Linked DNA regions of Homo sapiens: region 2 is linked to region 1. Evidence: chromatin loops called from intact Hi-C (ENCODE). Cell type or tissue: gastrocnemius medialis. All regions are shown on one strand. Each heading gives the region's core, and the rest is flanking DNA. Links, peaks and the distances in the headings are about the cores only. Region 1 overlaps XDH (xanthine dehydrogenase). Region 2 overlaps CAPN14 (calpain 14).

Region 1 (11,211 bases), core at 1,692-9,691:
AGGCCACAAATTACCAACAACTTTACTACAGCCACATCTCCCAGAGGCACAGCACTCCTGGCCCCCAGCAGTGGGGATGGAGAATGGGGGGTGTTTCCAGATTAAAGTAGTGCATAGGAGAGCCCAGAGCTCCACACTACTACAGAACCACCACGGGACCATTGTCACCAATCCACAAAGGCCTATAAAGTACACAGGGTCCTGGCAGGAAGCCCTTGGCCCACTCCAAGAAGACAAAGAATACTTTCACTTGATAAGACTGATGGCTCTCAGGAGGATGGAGAAAGGGTCCAAGACCCCATACATTCTGCCATACATTCTGTACCCTGGGAAAGGCTTATCATTAAGCAACAATCAGGACTCCCTGGGGTGTGGAGGAAATGACCTTTGGGCCATTATCAACAATGCCTCCCAACCCCCTCGCCTTCTGGAGCTGCCTCCCACTCTGAAGTGACTGTTCTGGGTTTGGAAAGAGAAGCAGGGAGTCTGATTCCTAAGGCAGGTGCTTTTCTACTGACAATGAGCCAGGCATGTCCTTTCCCCTGGATTCTGAGACCAAGATGGAGGGATGGAAGAGAGTGAACAGGTAGAGAGATGGTTGTGATGGGTGTGTGAGTGTGTGTGTGTTCTCTCCAGGGCTAGAAGCCAACTGAAGTGTGTAATGCAAAAAATTAAGAGCCAGCACCACCCCATTGAAAGAGCTCAAGCTTTGGCATCTGGAGTCTTAGGTTAAAGTCATTGCTGTCAGAAAGAAAATCCAAATGGAGATGGTTATGTCAGAAGTATCAAAAAAGCCAGGAAGGCATGAGGAGTTGGACCCCAGTCACGTACACACCCAGATGGAATCTGATCTATTAAACTGGGCCAAATTGTAAAACCAGCTGCATTTGATCTCAGCTGTTTCTATTGGACCTGATCATTAACCTCCTGGAGAAACAGCTATGCCAAACTGGATTGATCATCAGACACATCCTAAGCTGTGACCAGCCATCATCAATTAAAGACTCTGCTAGAACCTTCCAGATAGGTAAACTTACAGTAAACCTTTATAAGCCCCTACCCAACCTCACCTGGATGGGACACAATTTAGCTGCTTGCTCATTACAATTCCCAAGACCCCAGTTAAAACATCTTCTCTTTTGTTTGCGGCTGTGCAGTGTTGGTTTTCTTATTAGTTAACACTCCTCAGGTGTACTCTCGCTGTATAAGAGTAGAAGCTTCCTTGCCAGGCACTAGGTTTTGTGCTTTCCCTGCATTTTTGGATGCCATCCTCTCCACAACCCCATGAAAGTACCACCATGATCTCATTCACAGACAAGGAAGTAGAAATGTAAAGATTTCAGCAATTTGCCCGAGATCACACAGCAGCTAAGTGGGAGACAAAGACTGAAACACATCAGTTGATTTCACAGGTAGTGCTCTTGTCTGCACCATCATCTTCTCCCCGAGCCTCAGTTTCTTTGTTTGTAAAGTGGGTATGATTGTAATACACACCTCATAGGTTTATCGCAAGAGTTACAGAAAGCATTGCAACGGGGAGTGCCTTTCAAATTGCTATACAAATGCCAGTTGTTGTCATTGTCAGACAAAACTAAACAGCAAGAATAACAGAAGAGAGTGACTTCTGCACTTCTGATAAAGGCTTGTGAAGATAGCCAGGTGAGGCTGACGAGCTCTTCATTCCATCTCACCTGTGCCACTTAGTCAGCTATAGGGAGCTGAGAGCCGGCCCTCCTACCCAGCCCAACGTGCTGGGAAAATCACATTCACGTGAGAAGCTGAGACATGCTAATCAATCATTTGTGCCAAAAGGAGCAGGTGAGCTTCTCTTACCTGGCCTAAGATCACAGCTAATCCATGTACCCATCACCCTACACCTCATTATGGTCGAGATGCATTCCTGCATCTTCCCTTCCATCCAAGTTTTGGAAAGCTTACTCATGATTTCCCGGTGCTCTTCCCCTTTTAAGGCATGGTCAAAGGCCTGCAAATGACAACAACTCTGTACTCCAAAAAGTGCTTTTAACCCCACTGATTCTTTCAATCTTCACAACAGCCCAGTGAGGTGGATATGATTATCCACACCTATTTTACAGATGAACAGATTGAGGTCAGAGGAGCTAAGCAACCTGCCCAAGAGGGAAGAGGGAAGCAGAGGAGAAGCAGAGGAGCTTGAGCACTCCACACGTGCTTTTATGCTCAGCTCCTAACACCCAAGAGTGGGCAGAGGCATGCTGTGTGTCACCACCCTGGGGCGGGTGCTCAGTCTAGCCTCGGTGGGAAGCAAGGAAAGGTAGTGAGTGTCCCACAAGAACGTCAGCCACCACGAGGACCCCTGGGAATACTCCATCTAGTGAGAGGAAGAACAGAGAGCACATGCATGGACCAGAACGACTTTGTTGTCAGCCCACAGATAAGGGCAATTGGCTGAACAGGGGATCAAATCTGCCAGGATGTGATGGAGACGGAAAGATAGGAGGAGGGGAGCAAATGACATGCCACTCAGACTCTATGCTCCCAGGGCTGATGCACGGGCTCATCAGTGCAATGTTTGCAGCCTGTGTATCCATTCCTAAGCTCCCTCCCACTAACACTCAGGGCTCAAAGAAAAGGGTCTCACTCTTGGGCTCACCTTCTTCCCTACTGAAAGGTGTGGGGAGAGGGGGAAATTTAAACTGGAACAAAGGATCCAGGGCAAGGATGTGTGGGCACTCCTCATGGGCCACACTGGAACAAGCCAGCCCGAGGCTATTTTGATCCTGGGGCATCAGATGGTCCCGTTGTTTGTTGGGGTTCCATGACACCCTTCAGGAAGTCCTCCTGGGTGGTGGATCCCTCCAGTGTGGCCACACTGGTATCCTTGCCCTGTGGCTCTCATCCCCTTCCTCTCACTACCTTAATGCCTCAGTCTAATCCAACCACAGCTTCCCAAGCAGATCTCATTTACCACGAGACCCCCCTTTTCTCACACACACATGCACACACACACTCTCTCCTGTTTGGCAGGGAGAATGCATGGTTTGCTACCTCCAAAGGAAACCTCTCTTCCCAATCTCTCAAATTCTGTACTTCAATCTTTTAAACTCTTGAGGTAGATGAGGAGTTAATGGTGGCAAAATTAGTTTCCAGCCATCTCTCCGCAAGTCTTGCACAGATGATTTAGATTCAGCATCTCTCTTTGAAATGAGGGGATGTTTTTGCACTCATTGTTTTGTTTCCCATCTGTGGGGCTGCGGAAAGAATCCCATTTTAGCATCCTGTGACAGGAGCACAGGCAGATAGGCATATATAGGCATACAGGCATATTACCCTCCTCACCAGTGTTTATCTTGGGCCTCAAGCTTGCTCTGTCTTCTTCCCATTCAGTGTAACTAGATTTCTGTCATATACCCCAGCTCCCTGACCCACAGGTTTCCTAATAGAAGGCTCAGTTGACTAGTGGTGTATGGTTAAGTTTTAAAAAGCCTGGACCAGGAACCAGGCAGCCTTGCTGTCAGTCTGACTGTGCTACTAAAGGGCCGTAGGACCCTGAGCGAGTCAGTTTCTCTCTGTGGGCTTATGTTTCTCCTCTCTAAAATAGAGAGATTGAACTTGATGGTCTTTCCAGTTCTGGGATGCTGAGGTGGCCTGGGGGGTTGTGCAAGCCAGAGCAGGACAGTTCAAGGACAGAGATGACGCCAGAATCCCTTTGGGCAGTGCCTGACATTTCCACTTCCATCAATAGGTTGATTTGTTTCAGGTGACAAGATTGTCACAGGATCTGTCTCCTGCCTTAGGAACACGTACTCCCCCAGTTCAGGATAGAAACAAAACAAAAGGGCAGGCTCCTGGGCCTGGGGGGCACCAGGGTGACCTCATGTTTAAGGAAGCTGTATGTCAGGAATCATCTTGTCCCACGATCCAAAATAGGCAGCAAATGGACAGGTTTCCAGGCTCCCCCTCCGCAAAAGATAAAAATACCATGGGTTCGGGGATGTTCTCAGTCATAAATCAATCAGCTAAGACTATTTCTGTCCTTATCCCTTGCCCAGAGTTCCTCCTACAACCTCTGTCCTGCCCTCCTGTCCCAGCCTCCCAGCCACCTAGCTCTGGAGTAAGGGGAGTCTCATCAGCTGCCCTGATGACAACTCAGTACCCTGGCCGTGCCAGCAAGAGAATCCTCAGCCTGCCTATAAATGAAACGGTGGGCATCCTGGTGCCTCCATCCACCTCCGTGAGCCTGGCTAGCAACTGTCCACTCTGACAGGCAGGTGACTCCCAATACACACCAGGTTTCCTGGCCTGTAAGGGAGCTGCCCGCTGGTTGTGGTGGGCACTTAGGAGTAAATGTCTCTGAGTAAGCCCTCAGCATGGTCAGGGGTAGGGCTTCTCCTTCATGTGGTTATAGGGGTTAAAGGACCTACCTCGTAAAACCACTGGGAGGATTAAATGAGACCCTGTAGGTAAAGCATTCACCTTGTCACCTGGCAAGTTGCAGATACTCTGAAAATAAGAATTGCCTTCCCCTTGCTAGCCATTCATCTGGAGCTCAGACTCCCACGGCTGACCCATGTCTTTGGAGAGCTCCTTTGAGACTTTTGTCATTCTAAAACCCTAAGTCAGCTTTGAATTCAGCTCTTGGGGAAGCCTCCGAGGACATCTGGTCTATGCAGAGATCCTACCTAAATCAGTACCTAATGGTTAACAAATGCGATGCTGCTGGGCCACCTGGACAATATTGCCCCTTGTTCAATCTTCTACTGCCCTCTGCAGGTTCCAGGCGATACCGCAGGCAGTGTTGACTGCATTCCTTGTGCAACACCAAAAAAGACCAAGACATCTCACTGTATAGACTGGAAGCACTTTAAGACAACAGGGCAAGGCAAGGTGTCTCAGACGGACGATGCCTCTGAATAGCACAGTGATTTCTAGTTCACAAAGCACTTTCTTGTTGGATTTTCATGACCACTCTACTCTCACCTTGGTACCTAAGCACACAAGGGAATTCTGTGTCACTGCTTCACCCCAAGAGCTTCACTAAAAACAAGTGACAGGTCTCAGGCCCTGTCCCAGAACATCCCAGAAAATCATCTGAAATGGACCTGGATCTCAGTGTAAACACTCGTTTAGTTTTTAAAGCTCTTCTACCTTGACCATGCTGTACAACAGCCAGCATATCTAGGATACTCTGGAGAGGGATTTTTGTAAGAAAGTGTGTGTGTGTGTGTGTGTGTGTGTTTTCAAGAAATGAAGGCTGGCCAAGATACTGAAGATACTAGCATTTGGTGTGATGATAATTAATAAGCATTTTTCACACGCCAACCAGCTGACAGTTTCATTTATTAGTGACATCAAGCACCAGTCCAACTATATCATTTCCACTATCCTCCCTCCATGGCCAGAACCACAGATTCTCTCTGGCAGAAGGTTGGATTTATACAGTGAAGGCATGTGACAGTGACACATTGTCCACCCAGCACCATGTAGGGATTAAATCACCATTTGGAGCAATAAAAGGGATGTTTGTTCTTCCCTTGTTCTCTTTACCAACCGCAGAAACTTGAGGTGATCTCAGCAGAGTTCATTAGACCCAGGTATCATATGACAGTAAGAAAACCAAGCCTTAGATAGCTGCAGATCCTTTATGTAACTGGAGTTTTCAGGTCATATATTTATAGGCTTTTAAAGCAGAAGACGTGAGACAACCCTTTACTGCAACCCTTATGTTTGCAGTAAAATGGATCACAGGAAGGGGAATTGACAGTCCAAGATCACAAAGATAGAGACAGAAGAGACAGAGCTAGGATGAGAACCCAGGCTTCTTGGCTCTTCTACCTCTGGTTGGGCTTGATTTTGATAGCAGCATTTTTATTTCTTTTTTTTTCTTCAGAGACAAGATCTTGCTCAGTCGCTCAGGCAGGAGTGCAGTGGCGCAATCATAGCTCACTGCAGCCTCAACCTCCTGAGCTCAAATGATCTCTCCACCTCAGCCTTTCAAGTAGTTGGGACTACAGGCATGCACTATCAAGACCAACTAATTAAAAAAATTTTTTTTAAAGACAGGAGCTCTCTATGTTGCCCAGGCTGGTCTCAAACTGCTGGGCTCAAGCAATTCTCCTGCCTTAGCCTCCCAAAGTGCTGGGATTATAGGGGTGAGCCACCATGCCAGGACTGATAGCATCATTTCTAGGTGGAAATTACTTTGGCTTCAAATGTAAAGATTAAACATAATCTTTTTTGTAAATACTCAAAGAGTATTTGGAATACAAATATTCTCTTCAAAGAGGAAGGGAAAGAAATCTAGAACATTGTACGTGCTCAATAATTGAGTTGGTTGGATTTTTGTATTATAGAGTAATCTTGCTTTATGCAGCTTCACAAAATCAGATCCAATTAACCTTGAATTTGTTTCATTCTTTATTCTTTCCAATGATTCAAAGATGGTTAGAGGATTTAACCTTACCCCACTGCCTCATTGCAAAATTTGAGTATAGATTCAAGGTTATGCTTTGCTGTTCATTGGTTTGAAGGCCAGGCTTTCACAGGAAGGCACACGATTTAAAGTAACTTCGGTTTAAGCTTCTAGAGGTTTGTGGGAATCCTCTTCAAAGGACAGACACCATCAGAACTTGAGGTTATACAGGCTGTCCAGTAAGTGGGGAATAGCACAAACCCTTCCCGACCCTATTCCAGATACATGATTAAAACAGACAGAAAATGATCCTAATTGCATATTCACCATTTAGGCATAACAGTTTTGAATTTGCTTATCATTGTGTTTACAAATTACATTTTTGATCAAAATCTTCCATTGCATTCACTTGTCTTCCAAATCCCATCTTGACAAATCACAGGTCTGTCATTCTGTGACTTTAATAGATCCATGTTCTGTGGTATGTTCCTCCTGCTCCATGGAAGCCCAAAGGCAGCACAAGAAGACTCTGCTGAGGACTCTCTCTTTAGACCCTCACAGACCAGGGTTTGCAGTTTTCTGGGACACCAGTGACACACTAGGAAGGAATGATAGTGTTCTCATTGCCAGGGTCTGCTGATCATGCTCCTCCCACTCTCTTGCATACCTCACCTCCCACCACTGCCAACCATCATTCCAAGGCCAAGCACCACTCTGCAGGCCTAGCTGTTGAGAATGCCTCAGGGCAGGACTCCTTAATTTCCTAAGCCATTCATTTATTTTCACTGAGCACTTTCCACATGGCAGGCGTTCTATTAGGTTTTGGAGATATGGTGACAAACAATACAGATGTGATCCCTTTTGAAACTCACAGTCCTTAAAAAGTTCATAGAATCAGCTGCTCATGCAAATCCATGGCAAGAATTTTTAAATCGCTGGTATGTTGTAACATAGAAACGGATCTTTGTTTCAGGTCTGGGGCCACAGAGAGCTTACGAAAATGACTGAGTTCTGCATCAGACTGTTGGCAAAGAGCTCGCCTTGCAAACTGTGGCAGCTTATTGGGAGCCATGCCACCCACTCCTCTCAGGGAAATGGGTTTGGGTGATTGTCAGCATTGGGAGCCATAGTGGGAAGGTTCTGGGCTGTGGGTAGGTTGCTGCACAGATGTGGGCATCTTTACTGCCTGGGAGTGCCACACGGTCTGTGTAGTTCTCACTCCATAGCTAAAGCTCTTGGTAGACCCAAGGAAGACCTGAATGGGGACCCATATGCCTCCTTCACCCACTGTGTTGAGGTCTGCGGATGGTGGATTTGTCTGCCCCTGGGGTTCCTCTGTGCCCTCCCCACTTGGGACCACATGTACCCACTTTACCTATAAATCCAAAAAGCATATCGAATTTTAAAAAGAGAAAGCCCCACCTGAGTATCAGGAAGAACCCAGTCCTGCTAACTCCACACAGGTTGCAGTTGCAAAGGCAATTAAAGCCACTGTACAGAGCCCACTTCAGCACCACTCAGAGGCTGGGCTGGTTCTGAGATCCCCAAAGCGGAAGCAACCGTCCTAGCAAAGTCTTCTTTTGTTAGGCATTGCCAACTACAAGTATCACATAGGTGCTTCTTAAAGTGATTCCAATGACTACGGAATTCTTCTACTACTTTCTGCCACATACACCTCCAAGGCAGTAATCAATCACCCTATAATGGAATCATCTGGTTTCCCAAGGTTGCAAAGTCCTCAAGGACATCTATGTGTCCCCAGTATCAGAATGGCACATGATCATCACAGGACAAATGTGGTTGATCTAATTAATTATTTCCTCTTTTTCCCTCCATCCCCCCAATATTCATACAGTGTCCTTAACATAAATTAAAAAAAAAAATGCTAGCGACTGACTCATACTAAAGATTAGGCTCTCTGGAGTTTCATCCATCATCCTTATCTAGATGGAAAATAATAAAATCTGTGAGTTATGACTGTGCACCACACATTCCTCCCATCTCTAAGGAGGCCCAGCTACAAGCTATAGCTTTAAGGAGGTTTCTCATTATTCTCTTGCAAGTTCGAGTGTGTGCTTCATACCATGCACAATGAAGGGTGGCCATTGATGCAAGGCTGCCCGGTTAGGAGAGAGCCCAACACCTCTCCTCTGTGCAGAACCTTCCCTGCAGTTTGCCAGCCTATCCCTGGCCTCCCCTGGACTGAGTGGATGCTTGAGGGGCATCATACCAGGGTGGTGAACTTGTCCACGCAGGCATTGCGGATCTTCTCCGGGGTGGCAGGGCTGTCTAGCCGGAAGAGTTCCTTCACGTTATTACCTGTGTGCTGAGCTCGAGCTGCACGGATGGCATCTTTGATGGCAAAGAAGATAGAAGCAGCCAGGAAGAGGGGCGGCTCTCCAACAGCCTGAACACAGACAGGGCACAGGGCAGGGGCTCAGGCAGGTGGTCCTGCCTCCACATCATCAAGTGGACCTAGGAGGCCAGGCAGCAAACTCTGCACGAGGAGGGCTGGTGGCACCAGGAAAGCACTGATGGGAGCCACACCAAATACAGCAGGAAGGCACAGTCAGAAATGATCAGGGGCTAAGAACAATCAAGCTAGTACATGACTGGACCGCATGGACATATTTCTTTGAACACTCATGTAATTTTCTCTGATGACATCATGCACATATAATGTACCATTTAAAGTTATACTCGGTAATTGTATTTTACAGACCACAAAATCTGACGTGAGTTTTAACCTTTTCCTCAGTCACTAGCCGAGGGGAAGAGTCTACCTGCAACTCTGACACCAACATTTACAGGCACCATAGTCATATTACAGCATCCGCAGGAATTATAGGCATAAGAACAAACAGGAATTAAAACATTTTCTAGCATAGGTTGGTTTTTCTCCCCCTCAAAGTATAGATCAGAGACCACCTATATCAGAATCACTAAAGATACTTGCTGAAAATGCATGTTCCAGGGCCCTAAGCCACACCTATTGGAGCAAAATTTCTAGGCGTGGGCCCCAGAAAGGCACATTTTTATCATGGGCCTCAGTAATTCCCAAGCATGGTAAAGTATGACAGTCAATGGCAAGGGTCACAATATGTCCCAGCTTCCCCACCCACTATGGTAAAGTAAACCACGAGATGAGCAAATGGATGTTTCTTTGGTTACCAAGGATTAGTTGCCTTCCTTCTTCAAACTAGGATTATATGCATCAGCTAAATCAATTTTCAACCATTTTTTCATACTTACTGCAGATAAGGAAGAAATAGAAGACACAATCCTCCAGGCATCTGACCAAGTCTTTTTTTTTTTTTTTTTTTTTTTTTTTGAGACAGAGTCTCGCTCTGTCGCCCAGGCTGGGGTGCAATGGTCCAGTCACGGCTCACTGCAGCCTCTGCCTCCCAGGTTCAAAAGATTCTCGTGCCTAAGCCTCCTGAGTAGCTGGGATTACAGGCATGTCCCACCATGCCCAGCTAATTTTTTTTATTTTTAGTAGAGATGGGGTTTTGCCATGTTGCCCAGGCTGGTCTCGAACTTCTGAGCTCAGGCAATCCACCCACCTAGGCCTCCCAAAGTGCTAGGATTACAGGCATGAGCCACCGCACCCAGCCTGATCAAGTCTTAAGGTCGAGTATTGGCAACTGAAGGAGGTAAAAGGGTGTGTACAAAGGTGCTATCCCATTGGCAGTGAATGTGCTGATTGTCATTGGACCATACTAATGCTGTACCTGTAAAATCATCTCTTAGGATCAAGCACCAGTGACGTACGCCTGAGATATGGGTGTGGGCCAGGATTTAAATGAGAAGATTTGATGAAGGAATCCCTCTAAATTCACCCAAAGAAGTGGGCTTCAGACCATACTAAGGTGCTCTCCTCAACCCAATTTAACTGGTTCTCAAGCAGGACTGCCCAACTATCCCACTGCCCCTACCAAGGTCAGTGTCAAACCATCTTCCCTCCTCAAGATATGCCCTTTGAAGTCCCACCAGGTGGGTCACTGAGGCCTCTCATCACCCGCTGGGGCCTCCCCCAGGGCAGATCAGAAGAGACAGCACAGAGCCAGAGCAATGGTACCTTCGATGCATAGATGGCCTTCTTGTTGGGGCAGTCGCGGAGCAGGGACACCCTGAACTCAATGGGGATGCTGCCAAATGCCGGGATCTTGTAGGTGCTAGGGCCACGGGTGTGCAGGCTCCCCTCGGGGGAATAGTGTAGCTCCTCTAGGGTGAAGAGGCCAAGGCCCTGGACAAATGCCCCTTCCACCTGCAGGATGGATGGAGAGCACAGTTAGCCTGCCACCTTCTTCCCTGAGGACAGATACCACTTGCCACAATGGACACAAAGCGCCAACTGCAGCGCGGCCTGGAATGTAGCTAAAACTGCCCTCTATTGCTTACCTGGCTCCCGCCTCAGCCCTGGGATAACCCATCCGGACTTCTGCCAGGCTTTGGCTCAGGCAGAGCAAAGACATTAACACGGAAGGTCAGTGATTCTAGGTGGGCATGTTTCCCACTACAACCTGCCGCAGTGCAGATGGAGATGTTCCTTCCATGTTGCTACTGGGGAAATGGTGAGCCAAAGCTAAGAAGCAAGCTCACAGGAGGATTTATTCGATAGTAGATTCTTTGAGACTTACCTCCAGCCTTTTTGAACGCCCACCCCTGCCTGTCCTCTGGGAGAAAGTGCCCCCACTGCAGTTCAGCTTACAGGTCTCTCCTAGGGTAACTGCCATGATAGACAGGCCCACACATCTGCTCTCTCAGCCCCCTGCTCAGAAGCGTGACATGGGGCACTACCATACCTCAACGAGCATTCA
Region 2 (11,211 bases), core at 1,219-9,218, 160 kb before region 1:
TTTCCATTCTTGTTTGTTGGCATTTATGCTGAAGGTGTGCAAATCGAGGCAGTGGAACCACACCATACTAGTCATTGTGTTCTCTACCACCACTCACTTGCAGCAAAAAAAAAAAAAAAAAAGCCAATTTCATTTCAGAATGTCTTCAATGATGCAGTAAAAATGATTACTTTTATTAAATCTCAACCCCTGAATACATGTCTTTTCAATATTTTGTTGTGAGGAAATTACACATAAAGTGAGCAATTTTGTAACAGAGTGCCTCTGTTGAGAACCCTCCCAGGAACAGCTATCCTCAGCACCTAGGGGACAGATTTCCAGCAAGTTCTGCAGCATAGCACCACAGTGGCTTCCCTGCCATTCCATGAGCCACACCCCTGCCATCTGCAGTCAAGTCTGGATCAGCTCTAAGTAAAGGGCAGAGACCTCTTTCCTGGTCACTCTATCTCAGCTGTAGGGTAGTGGATGCCCCATATCTGCTATTGTATTGTTTAGTATCCCCCTTACATTTTACTATCTAATCCCTCAATTACTCCAATGCTCCGTGTAATTTTAAAGTCTTTATATTAAACTTCCTTGTTCAACTTCCTGTGTGGTTTCTCTCTTCTGACTGGACCAGGTTGGTAAGATGGTTTCCTCTACAAGGAGATCTACCATCTACCAATAAGATGGTTTCCTCTACAAGGAGCCTCCAGGCCGTCCCTGCCCTGTGTCCAGCAGTGCCCTGAATGTTCATTAAGATTCTGTGGTAGCAAAAAAGAGATTTTTAAAGCCCCTGACCAAGGGCCTGTTCTTGCATAGTGTGAACCTGGGTGGAGAACACCTTGTCTCATACACCGAAGACCCCATTTGCTTCTTGGGATGTATCTCTTGTGCCCATTTCTTCTCACAAGATGAATGGGGAAAAAAATGCCTTCCCAGCTGCGTGGGATAAAACCAAAGCTGAATAGTAGCTCTGAAATTGGCTAAGCTTCTTCTTTCTTCCCCTACTGCTCTCAGGTCCTTCCTGAGGTTGAATGGCTGGAGTGAGATAACTTGGCCGGCCTCGACACTGCAAGCTGCCCCTCTCCCCACCACACTCTCAACCTGGGCTTCATCTGGGTCTCTGATGGCATGAGGTGGGATGGTGCAGCCATGAGGATGGGGATTGATGGCAGACTTCATTGGAAAGAAACCTCCCAGGGCCTTCTGGGGTTCTAAGAAACCAGAGAAAGCCCAGGAAGAGTAGGTCATGAGGACCTGTCACTGCAACTAGAGTAGGTCACTTATTAATACATTCTCTGAACTTCTTCCCATTTCTACTTGGGCCAACATTTCTTTTGCTAAACTACCAGCTCGATTTCTCCAAAATGCCCTATGTCCTGTTACAACTACTTGTCTTACAACCACTTATTACTCTCCTGATGAGTTCTGGTGTAATGCTCTGTCCCTTTCCCATGCTGCTCCTCCTCTCTAGAGCATCCTCCTTTCCCTGGGTACGGCTAAGCTTTCAGGTCCAGCACCACATCCTCTGGGAACTCTTCCAGGACTCTGAGGTTGATCTGAGCACCCCAGGTGTATTCCTCACACCATGAACTGAGCAACCAGACTGCCGTCTCATTAAAGACAGGAACTGAATTTTCATCTCTATGCTAGGATCTAGCTCAGTGCCTCTGTGCCTATATTTTTTAAAGAAAAAAGTACACAAATAAAAAAATAAAGGACTACTTGTCTTATCTGTGCTTGAAGTTGTTCAATGCATGTCTGCTGTTACTGAAGGCTGGCTAAATGTCATTAATACTAATGAAGAAACCAAGGCACAAAATGTTTAGGCGACCTGCTTAAGTCACACAGCCAATAAGTGACTGAGGCTGGACTCTAACAGGTGGCTTCTCATGGATGACATTTGGAGGAGCTACAGGAGGGTGATGTTCTTGGAACATAGGTCAGGCTGGCCAGGAGGGCATGAGGGTCTGCCAGGTGGTTGCTAAAATTACTTCACTTTCTGTCCTTTTAGGACTAGGGAGGGAAATCCAGGGTCACTGGGAAGCTGTCCTTGGCATGTGGTCGTAGGCATTGCTCAGCGTTCTCTCTCAGGGATGGTCCACTGTGATGAGGGCTGGTGGGAAGGGGGACTAATAGGCCTTATCAGAGGAACCAGCAGGGACTCCCTCCCCCTGCACCCTCACACACCTATAGACACAACACTCACATCTCAGAAGCCAAGCCAGACAATTGGAAGTAAACAGCTCTACTGCCCTGAGCTCCAGCTCCCAGGTTCTGGCCCCAAGTGTCATGGGGGGAAGTGACCTTGCAATAATGGTATCCTCCATGTCTACTACCAACTAGCTGTTCTGGTGACCAAACAGATGGGCTCAGAGACCAAAGGGGCTGAGATCACATAGGTGATAGGTCAATTTAAAACATACAGCAAGAAGCAAGGGGAGAGGGACAGGGTGGGACAACACACTTAGAACATTGTAAGAGAGGACAGAAGGAAAACATATGTCACCCTGAGTCATGCCATGCTTACATGTCCTGAACTCCACCAGCACTTCCTGCTCATGGTGTGATTACAAATACCAGAGCTGAGGTCTGAGCAAGGGGCACAAAAGACAGATGGTGCCTGGGGCCCAATCCCATCAGAGAGACATGGGACAAGTACGACTGGCCACAGATGTAGCTTATCAATTTATCTGCTGAAAGCCATGGGTGTTTATCTGTATTTCTAGGGGCTCATGGCATTGCCAATGGGTGGCTCACTGAATATTGAGTGCCTCATGGGTCTCGCGTGTGGTTGATGTAACCTGAACACTTGGTGCTTCATGTACCTCATGTATATTTAGTGTGTGTCATGAATATTCAGTGCCCACTCAGCTCCTTCATCCCTTCCTATCTGTGCATACACACATACACATCACGTCCTTTATCTATGCCTAACATGGCTCACAAGCCATTTGCTTCTACTATTAGTTTCAATTATCCTCCTGATTTGTTTTTTTTTTTTTTATTTACTAGATCAGAATCCAACATTCCAAGCCCAGCCAGTGCACATTACACCAGGTCTGTTTACTAGAATAGTAACCCCCAATTCTGAACTCCACTTTGCAGTCTGCAAAGGTCTTTCACATTCACAATCTTATTTCATCTTTGCCACCGTCCCACGAGGCAGGAGTTAACATCCCAATTCAGAAGATGAGCACACTAAGGCTCAGAGGTTAAATGACTTTCCACAGGCCACAAGCACACATCCATTTGGTGGCAGAGAGGACGTGCATCCCAGTCCTCTCGCCCCTGGTCAAGTGTATTTCCAGTTTTACCAGCCCACCCCTGGGTTATTTTCACTCCCTTAAGGACCCCCAACTCTTCTGACTCCTGAGCCTTGTACAGTCTGATCTGAAGAAGCTATCACTTCTGGTACCCTGGGTATAAGACACACACACACACACACACACACACACACACACAGGCTCACACACACACACACATACATCCCAGAGAAAGGAGCTGCAGCAATAAGCAGGCCTGAGCAGCAATCTCACAGGGCCTATTCCAGTCAATGCCTGCAGACCTCACTGCATGGTCTTTATTCCACAATGGGAGTCCACAGGAGGCTTCCTTGCAGCTCAGTCCCTCCAGAAGCTTATCTGCTTAGGCAGAAGGGCAGCAGTTTGAGCAGAAGAGCATCTGCACCCTGAGAACACCATAGTCCTCTCAGCATTAAACCCCATGCTAAGGGCACTCTAACAATCTCTGAGTCCTCCCTTGTCAAGGAAGCCAAGGACCAGGGAAAGAATGTTCTGTATGAGTCAACCAGCAAAGCTGCAACCAAGGAACCCAAAGCCACTTGAAAGAGGAGTAAGCGTTTGTGCACCAGGCAGCCTTCCGCAGGGCCTGACGTGGGCCCACTTCTCCAACGGTGTGTGATACTAAGGGTGAAGGAGTGGAGGGGGCTGGCCTGGGGTCCCGCAGCCTGGGCCACCAGGGCTGCTTGTGTGTGTGCTGCTGCTGCTGCTGGCTGCACAGCTTCTGCAGAGCTGCCTCTTGCTGTTGCTGCCAATGACCCAAGGGGTCTCGATAGCTGGATGACAGGAACATCACACTTGGTGAGGCTCCCCCTCAGGTGAGACTTCATGTGAGGCTAGTGGAAGTCAAACTAAAAACAAGGATCACTTTAATTATTTCATCTGGCCAAGAGATCCCTTCTGGGAAATGATTCCTTTGTCCAAAAGTCCTCAAATAGATGTTTCCAAGCAGAGCTGAAGCTCGGATTTCAGGCACCAGAGGATGGTAGCGCCCGGTTTTCTCTGGTTCAGAAACCACTTGGCTTCTCCCCTATTGAAGAAAGGTCCTCCCAGACCATTGGAGAGTGGAGGTGGGACTCTCCTGTGCAGTTAACATGGCTGTGAAGGGTAACAGTGAACCACACATTGAAGCCCGGCATGATGCCAATCAGCTTATGTGTGTGGTGGCACGAGATCCTCACAGGGGCCTCTGGACCACAGAGTCAAACAGTGGCGACTCGCCAAAGGTAACTGACACAGCTGGACTTAGGCGGGCACCTTTGTAAAGGCCAGCCTGTGCTCTTGGCAAATTTGCTATCTCCAGGCAGATGCAGATTTAGAAGTTATACAGTCCAACCCCCTCTAATAGCACACAATTGCTTTTTAAAATAGATGAATTCAGAAGTTAGGGAACTTGTTGAAGCCTCCATGGATGGCTTTTAAGAACCAAAAATACCCAGACCCCTCGTCAAGGTGAGGCCTGCCCTTTCCAACACCCCACCCTACCTGTCTTGAGCTATGCGGCTTCTGGCATAATTTTCTTCTGCAAGTGGGAGAAACCATGCAAGCCCAGGCTTAAAATGGAAGATAAAGACAGGAGCCAGCATGGGGCTTAAATACCAGGCCTCTCCCGAGCCTGGGTCTGGCCCAGGACCACCCACCTCCCACCACTCACTCTGTGATTTGCGACCTGAAAGCAAAAGGTTCAGGAACTTGACCCAATGGTTGATCCTCCCAGGAGAAGGAATTCTGAATGGGTAAAAGAAAGTGATGCCCTAGTATCTTGAATTTCGGGATATGAAGAACGTGTTCAGAGGGCATCTGTGATGGTTTGAACTGCCTCTTCAGTCAGGACCTGCCATTTGGCATCAGAATGACTCTAAACTTTAGGCCACCAGAGAGGGACCCTTTAGTGAGAAGTCACATGTCTCTTTAGGCAAACCTTATATATTGATATTTTCAGTTAGCAACTTGAGTAGAGACTGACTTTTTAAATGACAGGATTCACCTGAATTACTTTAAAGTCATTCATTCATTAAATTGGTAAATATTAAACATGAGCTATGTGCTAAACCAGGTGCTGTGATGCCAGGATGTATGGGCTGGGTGCCGCTATATCCCTCAAGGAGATGCACTTCAGCTGAGCACTTAAGTAAATGAAAGAAATTTCAGAAACAAATGCAATATATAAAATAGAGTACAGTACATAAATTAAACACTAGTCAGAAAAAAGAGACAAGGAGAGACAAGTGAATCCATGTGAGGCTGAAGCTGGCCTTTTGGGCTGAGTCTGGCTGGCAAGGTATTCCATTAGCCAGGGTTTCCCAGAAGAGCTTGTGCTGAAACTGTCATCTGTGGTCCTGTAGCTGGAAGATGTCCTGGTGTGGGGATCGTGCACCACCTAGCGTTGACATAAGCCACTGCACATACCACAAAAGTGGGAAGGAAGGTGCCCTCCCCACAAAGAAGTCTGTGGAGTTCACCGTTTTTAAGTGCACTGCCAAATGCCATAAATGCTCACATATGTTACTTCATCTAGCCTGCATTAGAGCCCTATGAGGTCGATATTGTCATCACCATGTGACTGATGAAGCTGTAGAGATTCAAAAAGGTTAAGCTATTTGATCAAGGTCCCCTGAACTAAGGGCCAATGTAGGGAATTGAACCTCCCTCCCCCTGTACTCTGTTAACTTCCTAGCCTTTCTGGTGTAGAGGAAAGGATTGGGCATCTCATGACCAGGCTTAGACTTCTTGGATGATGGCTCAGCCTCTCAAGAAAGGACCCAGACTCCATGGCAGATCCTGCAGGGATCAGCCCTTGCCTGCCCCAGCAGCCTTGGTTTTCTTGCAACAGAGATAAGTTCTGGCTTCTCTGAATCTCTTGCTGTGTTCCAAGCACTCCATTTCATCCCTTGCTTTAGTGTCTTCTTTTTTTTTTTTTTTTCCATGTAGAGTGCCCTCTGTCTGGGACACCACTGTCCCTTTATTTTCCTACCTAGTGCCTCTTTCCCTTAAGATGGTTAAAGGGAAACCTGCCAGGAAGCCTCCCCTGGCCCTCTCAGGTTGTGCTAGATGCCTCTCCCGTGTTTCCACAGTACTGTGTGCATTCCCAGGTCACACTGCACCACAGACCACCTGTCAGTCATCTCTCACCCCCTCCAGGAGACTGTGAGCTCTGTGTCCCCAGTGCCTAGCAGATGCCTGACCCATTGCAGGAGCTTGATAAATGTCTTCAGGCGAATGAATGTTTGAATGGCTGGATAGATGGGCAGAAGGATGAGGTGAAAGCTTGCTGCCCAACTGGCCTCAGCATTCCAGGGTCTCATCAAGTGCCCTATGCTGGCCAGTCAAGTTCACCAGCAGAGCCAGCCAGGATAGAACCCCAGGGGGACAGGATTCACTTAAATTACTTACAAGTCTAGTGGAGAAAGGTTGCGCTCTAGACTGCATTCTTACCCTGCCTTCTCACTGTTAGTGTCAGTTCACTTCTAGGTCACAACCTAATTCCCAGCAGAGTTTCTGGAACAACTGCAGGTCAGTACTCAGTCTCTCGGGGTTGCTTGGTCTATGGTCCCGAAAACCCCTAGCTGGCAACCTGGAGCTCTGTTGAATAAACGGGCTGCTTCTGAGGTGAGAGGGAAGCAGAGGACAGAGCTTTAATAACGAGATGGCCACTTTCTCAGAGATCCCTGCCCCTGAGTCCCTGCATTGGAGACTGGAGTGGCCCTCCTGGTGCCCCACTTCAAGGAAGTAGTTTGATACATTCAGAAAGAGGATGTGGAAGAAGATGAGGAAAAGAGAAATAGAGCATAAAACCATGGGTGTTTCACTATGTCCTCTAAAAACCAAAATAAAAATAAGTAATAGTAGCTGTAGAAATTACTTGTTCTACCTCAGGGGAAAAATTGGAGCTTCATTCATTGGGTGCCTACAGCCTGCTGGCATTATCTAATCTTCACAATGACCCAGGAATGGAGGCATTTGGGCTCCATTTTACAAATGAATAAACTGAGGTCCAATGTCACACAGCTAGAGTGCATCTTCTCACCTCTCTTCTCTTTCATTTCTGTTGGATTTGGTAGCCTCTCTGTCCTCAGGACACTGGAGAAAAGATGGTAACCCAGGACCTGAGACCAGTGACCCCAAAGGACCATCTTTGCAGAGATCCTGAGAGCTTGATACACAGCCTGCTTCTCCATGATGCCCGCTTTTACCTACTCATCACCCACAACACTCATTTCCTCCTTTCCTTCATTATAAATCTAAATACATATACTTCATTGGGGAAACATCAGGTTCAAAATCCTGGAAGCCAAAATCATTTCTCTAACTCAATACAGCAATGGCAGGAAAACAGTGCTATTTACAGTCAGCCAGGAAGTGCCTTGCTCCAGGCCACATCTGCAATCTAGAAGGTTCTCTTTGGATAACTGAAGTTTTATACAAAACATGAAAGAAGAAACAAGACCAGGGATAAATAAATGGTAGGTATTTTCATCTCCTCTTGTTCAGGTAGAGTCCTGTTTTCCTGAGATTGTGACAGCCTGGAACAGGCCTCACTTTGATATGCTTTCCCTGCGTGGGCTGGACTTGACAACCCAACCTCTGGATTCCTTGACCTCACCCTCCTTGGCACTGGCAGGTGATTTCTCACTCCTCCTTGGCTGCACTTTCCACTTTTTCTTATTCATGGCAGACTTTCTGCTTTCGATATTCCAGAACTGCTGATGGTCAACTCTCAGCCCTTCAGCTGACTTCACCCTGGTGCTTGCCCAGTTTCTCCTGCCCCAGATCTCTATTTTCCCGCCCCTGCTTCCCCTGGAGTGACAGAAGATGGGGAAGCGTGGTGGGAGTGGGGAGATTGCTCTGCCCCCTGGTCTTCAGTACTCAGCTTTGGGGGTATAGGAGAGAATCTGGAGGAAGGGTGTCAGCAAAGACAGGTCATCTTTGAGTTGCCACAGTGCAGATACCTAGACTCAGGAGAGTGAGGCTAGCACCTGAGTGATGTAGGACCACTCAAACCACCCACTGAGAAGTCACCAGAGGGGCTCTCAGGCTTAATCAATGTGGAGATAGATCTATCTGCACCAACACAGCCAGCACACTATAGTCTAAATGTCATGAGTAGGATCATGGTGTCACCCTCCCATCACCCAAAAATATCTCCAAAACTGCCTTCAGGGGCCAAGGCAAAATTGGTTTATTAAAACAGCTATTTGCAATGGCAGATTTTAAAGACAAAGACACAAATAAGTCAATGGATATAAAAAACTGTAAAAGGCTGTAAATACATGATCATCATTTATAAAATCAACAACATCTCATGTATCTGGCACTTTATGGAAACCCATTTTACATTTTATCATTTGGAATAAATGAAGGGTTTTTTTTCCTAAATAAAATACTTTCCTACCCCATAAGCTACGCTTTCAAAGTGCTCCTTTCTTCTGGTACAGTACCCATCTGACAGGTGCTCAAATCTCCTTTAGTCCTCTGCCAATGGACACACTTTTATCTCTTCATTCAGCTTCCTTCCTGAGTCTGCTATGGAGTTGGAAATCAAACAGCCATGTTTGTTAGAATTGTTTGTAAATTAAGATTAAATAGAATACAGGTTGACTATCTCTTAACTAAAATGCTTGGGACCAGAAGTGTTTCAGATTTCAGGATATCTGCATTATAGACTTGTCAGTTGAACACCTCAAACCCAAAAATTCAAAATCCAAAATGCCCCTATTTCCTTTGAGTTTCATGTCTACTCTCAGAAATTTTAGATTTTGGAGTATTTCAGATTTGGGGTTTTCAGATTTGGGATGCTCAACCTGTAGTAATAAATGGCTCTGAGGTGCTAACTTATGAATAAATTGCATAGACTTTGGAAAAAGGCCATTGTTCTGGTTTTGCACCTGTATTCTTGGTTGAGAGGGATGACATAAACAAGGTGTTTCATGGTAGTTCAAAAAATCAGATATACCAACCACCCACTGATTGACTCTATAATTTAGCATGGGTTTGTTTTTGTCCTTTGAAGTAGATAGACAGAGAATTTCTGGACAGATTTGAAATGGATCTGATAGTCTATATATCAAGCAAATAGACACACCTGTCACAAGCAGGAAGCCCTTTGAGAACTCAGGTGTTTTAAATCTACTAGGTTGCCCCAGATCCAATCATACGGAGATATTGTCAGAAGAAGACTACCCCATGACCTCAGATGCCAGAGCCAGCCCACCCCACCTGGACTCTGCCAATTCTCTTACTGTCTGTGTTTCTGAAAGCCCACTATATCCCTGACCCCATCCCCAAACAGCTGAAACTTAGCCTATGTCTCTATCAATTTGCAGATGCTGGGACTAAATGTCTAAGGATATATCATTCCCATTTCAGACCTTAAAACCTAGATGATTACCCCACCATGTGAGAACATGTGGCATGTCTAAAGTCACTTGAGTTTGCAGCCACAGAGGCAGTGTTGTATGGAGGCTAACCACACCAGCTCTGGAGTCAGAATGCTTAGGCCATGTCAGGTAACATCTCCGCTTGTGACAAGGTTGTGGCCTCAGGGAAGGATGGCTAGCTTTTACAAATCTGATGTAATCTTTACTTCCTCCCTTCCCTTTCTGCATGCTGGCCATGCACGGGGAGGGCTGCAGAAGAGAAACCTTCCCAGCTGAGAAGGTGACGGCTAGTGAGGCTGTCCTGAAGATCAGTAAGTAGGGTGGGCATGGGTTGGTCTCAGCCAAAGGCTGCTCTTGGGCCACATGCAGAGTCTTCAGTGAGGGCAGGTGAGACTCAGCCTTCTCAGGAGTACAGTGCCATCATCATCCACTGGACATGTTGGGAAAGCAAATGATGGTCAGTTCAGACCCACGTCTCATCTGGGCCTCCCCATCCCACACTCCTGGGGAGCCATGGAGACAGAACATTAATGGATGGTTTAGCCAGAGGGAGCATATCATCCATTAGGAAGTATAAATCAACTTGAAATATAATCAACCTTGACTTCTCACGGTGCCTATGAATGATGACAGTCAAATACAGGCTGATTCTGTATTCAGTTCTCAATGAATTTTTTTCCCATGAATTCAATTTGGCATGCTTGTGCCAGCTCTGTGCAGGTGTGCAAACTGGCAGGGTAGCAGAAATCCATTAAAGCATATTCTACACGTTTACATTTATGGGGCCCTTGGTCTGACAGCTTTATGTGGGTTTGATGAACAACCCCTCTAACTCATATAGAGGGGACCTCTGGGGAAACCACTCCCCAGGCCAATCCCTCAGAATGATAAAGCTGAGAATAGTGAAGTTACCAATGGTGTCAGAGAAAGCCTCAGCGTGAAATCCAACAAGGTGGCTGCCATTCCCTGCAGACCTTGGGTGGTCCTGATCCTCACTGAGCCACAGATGGTCAGAGCTGGAGGCAATCTCAGAGACCATCTAGTTCCACTCATTTCACCTGTGGGGCAGCTGAGGCCCAGAGATTTAATGTAATTTGCCTAAGGCCCCACAGCTAATTACAAGAAGTGTTGTGGCTTCAACCCAGTTCTCAGACCCCAGTGCAGTTCTCTTCCTGTGATAGCTCTTTGCCCACTGGACCCTGCTCAGTTTTGGGCTGTCCTATTTCAGGTGCCACATTTGTGTTGTCCTATTCTCCTAGACCTGAGCCAGCCACTGTGGAAGGATTGCCTGGGATCAGGAGCGATGCCCCAGTACTCAAGTGTGGGGCTAAGCAGTCCAGGGATAGGCCCTGAAAATTCTGGCCATTGGCCCTCCAGTAGAATCCCACTTCACATCAAATCTTGGAGGGATTGAGGGGTGACACAGGCTGCAGGTCCCTACAGCTTGGAAAGCAATTCCATAAAATGGACATTTGAGATCAAGAAAAACATTCCAGCTTTGACTGAATCATTTCTAAGTGGCCATAGCAGAGGAAGGGTTGCAGAATAAA

The links. Peaks named below come from ENCODE experiments on the same cell type or tissue, not always from the same donor. Only the 100,000 strongest peaks of a DNase experiment are listed, where the experiment ranks them.
Region 2: a loop joins it to region 1, with 4 times the contacts of the local background. A loop is called at or near these places in 64 of 110 quality-filtered maps.

What each region holds. Positions count from the first base shown.
Region 1 is chr2:31,329,020-31,340,230 of GRCh38, forward strand. It overlaps XDH (xanthine dehydrogenase), which reads right to left. Exons shown (of 36, transcript NM_000379.4): 34 at 10,470-10,658; 35 at 8,622-8,798; 36 at 5,302-6,989. The coding sequence ends at 6,939. Among named protein-coding and RNA genes, the nearest start is that of XDH, 80 kb to the right of the region's middle. In gastrocnemius medialis, for the core only: a CTCF peak has its summit at 4,758 (motif pointing left); a DNase peak (open chromatin) is centred at 4,742; H3K27ac peaks cover 1,367 bases.
Region 2 is chr2:31,164,617-31,175,827 of GRCh38, forward strand. It overlaps CAPN14 (calpain 14), which reads right to left. Exons shown (of 22, transcript NM_001145122.2): 22 at 8,440-10,091. The coding sequence ends at 10,065. Among named protein-coding and RNA genes, the nearest start is that of GALNT14, 32 kb to the left of the region's middle. In gastrocnemius medialis, for the core only: CTCF peaks have their summits at 5,664 and 5,867; a DNase peak (open chromatin) is centred at 5,645.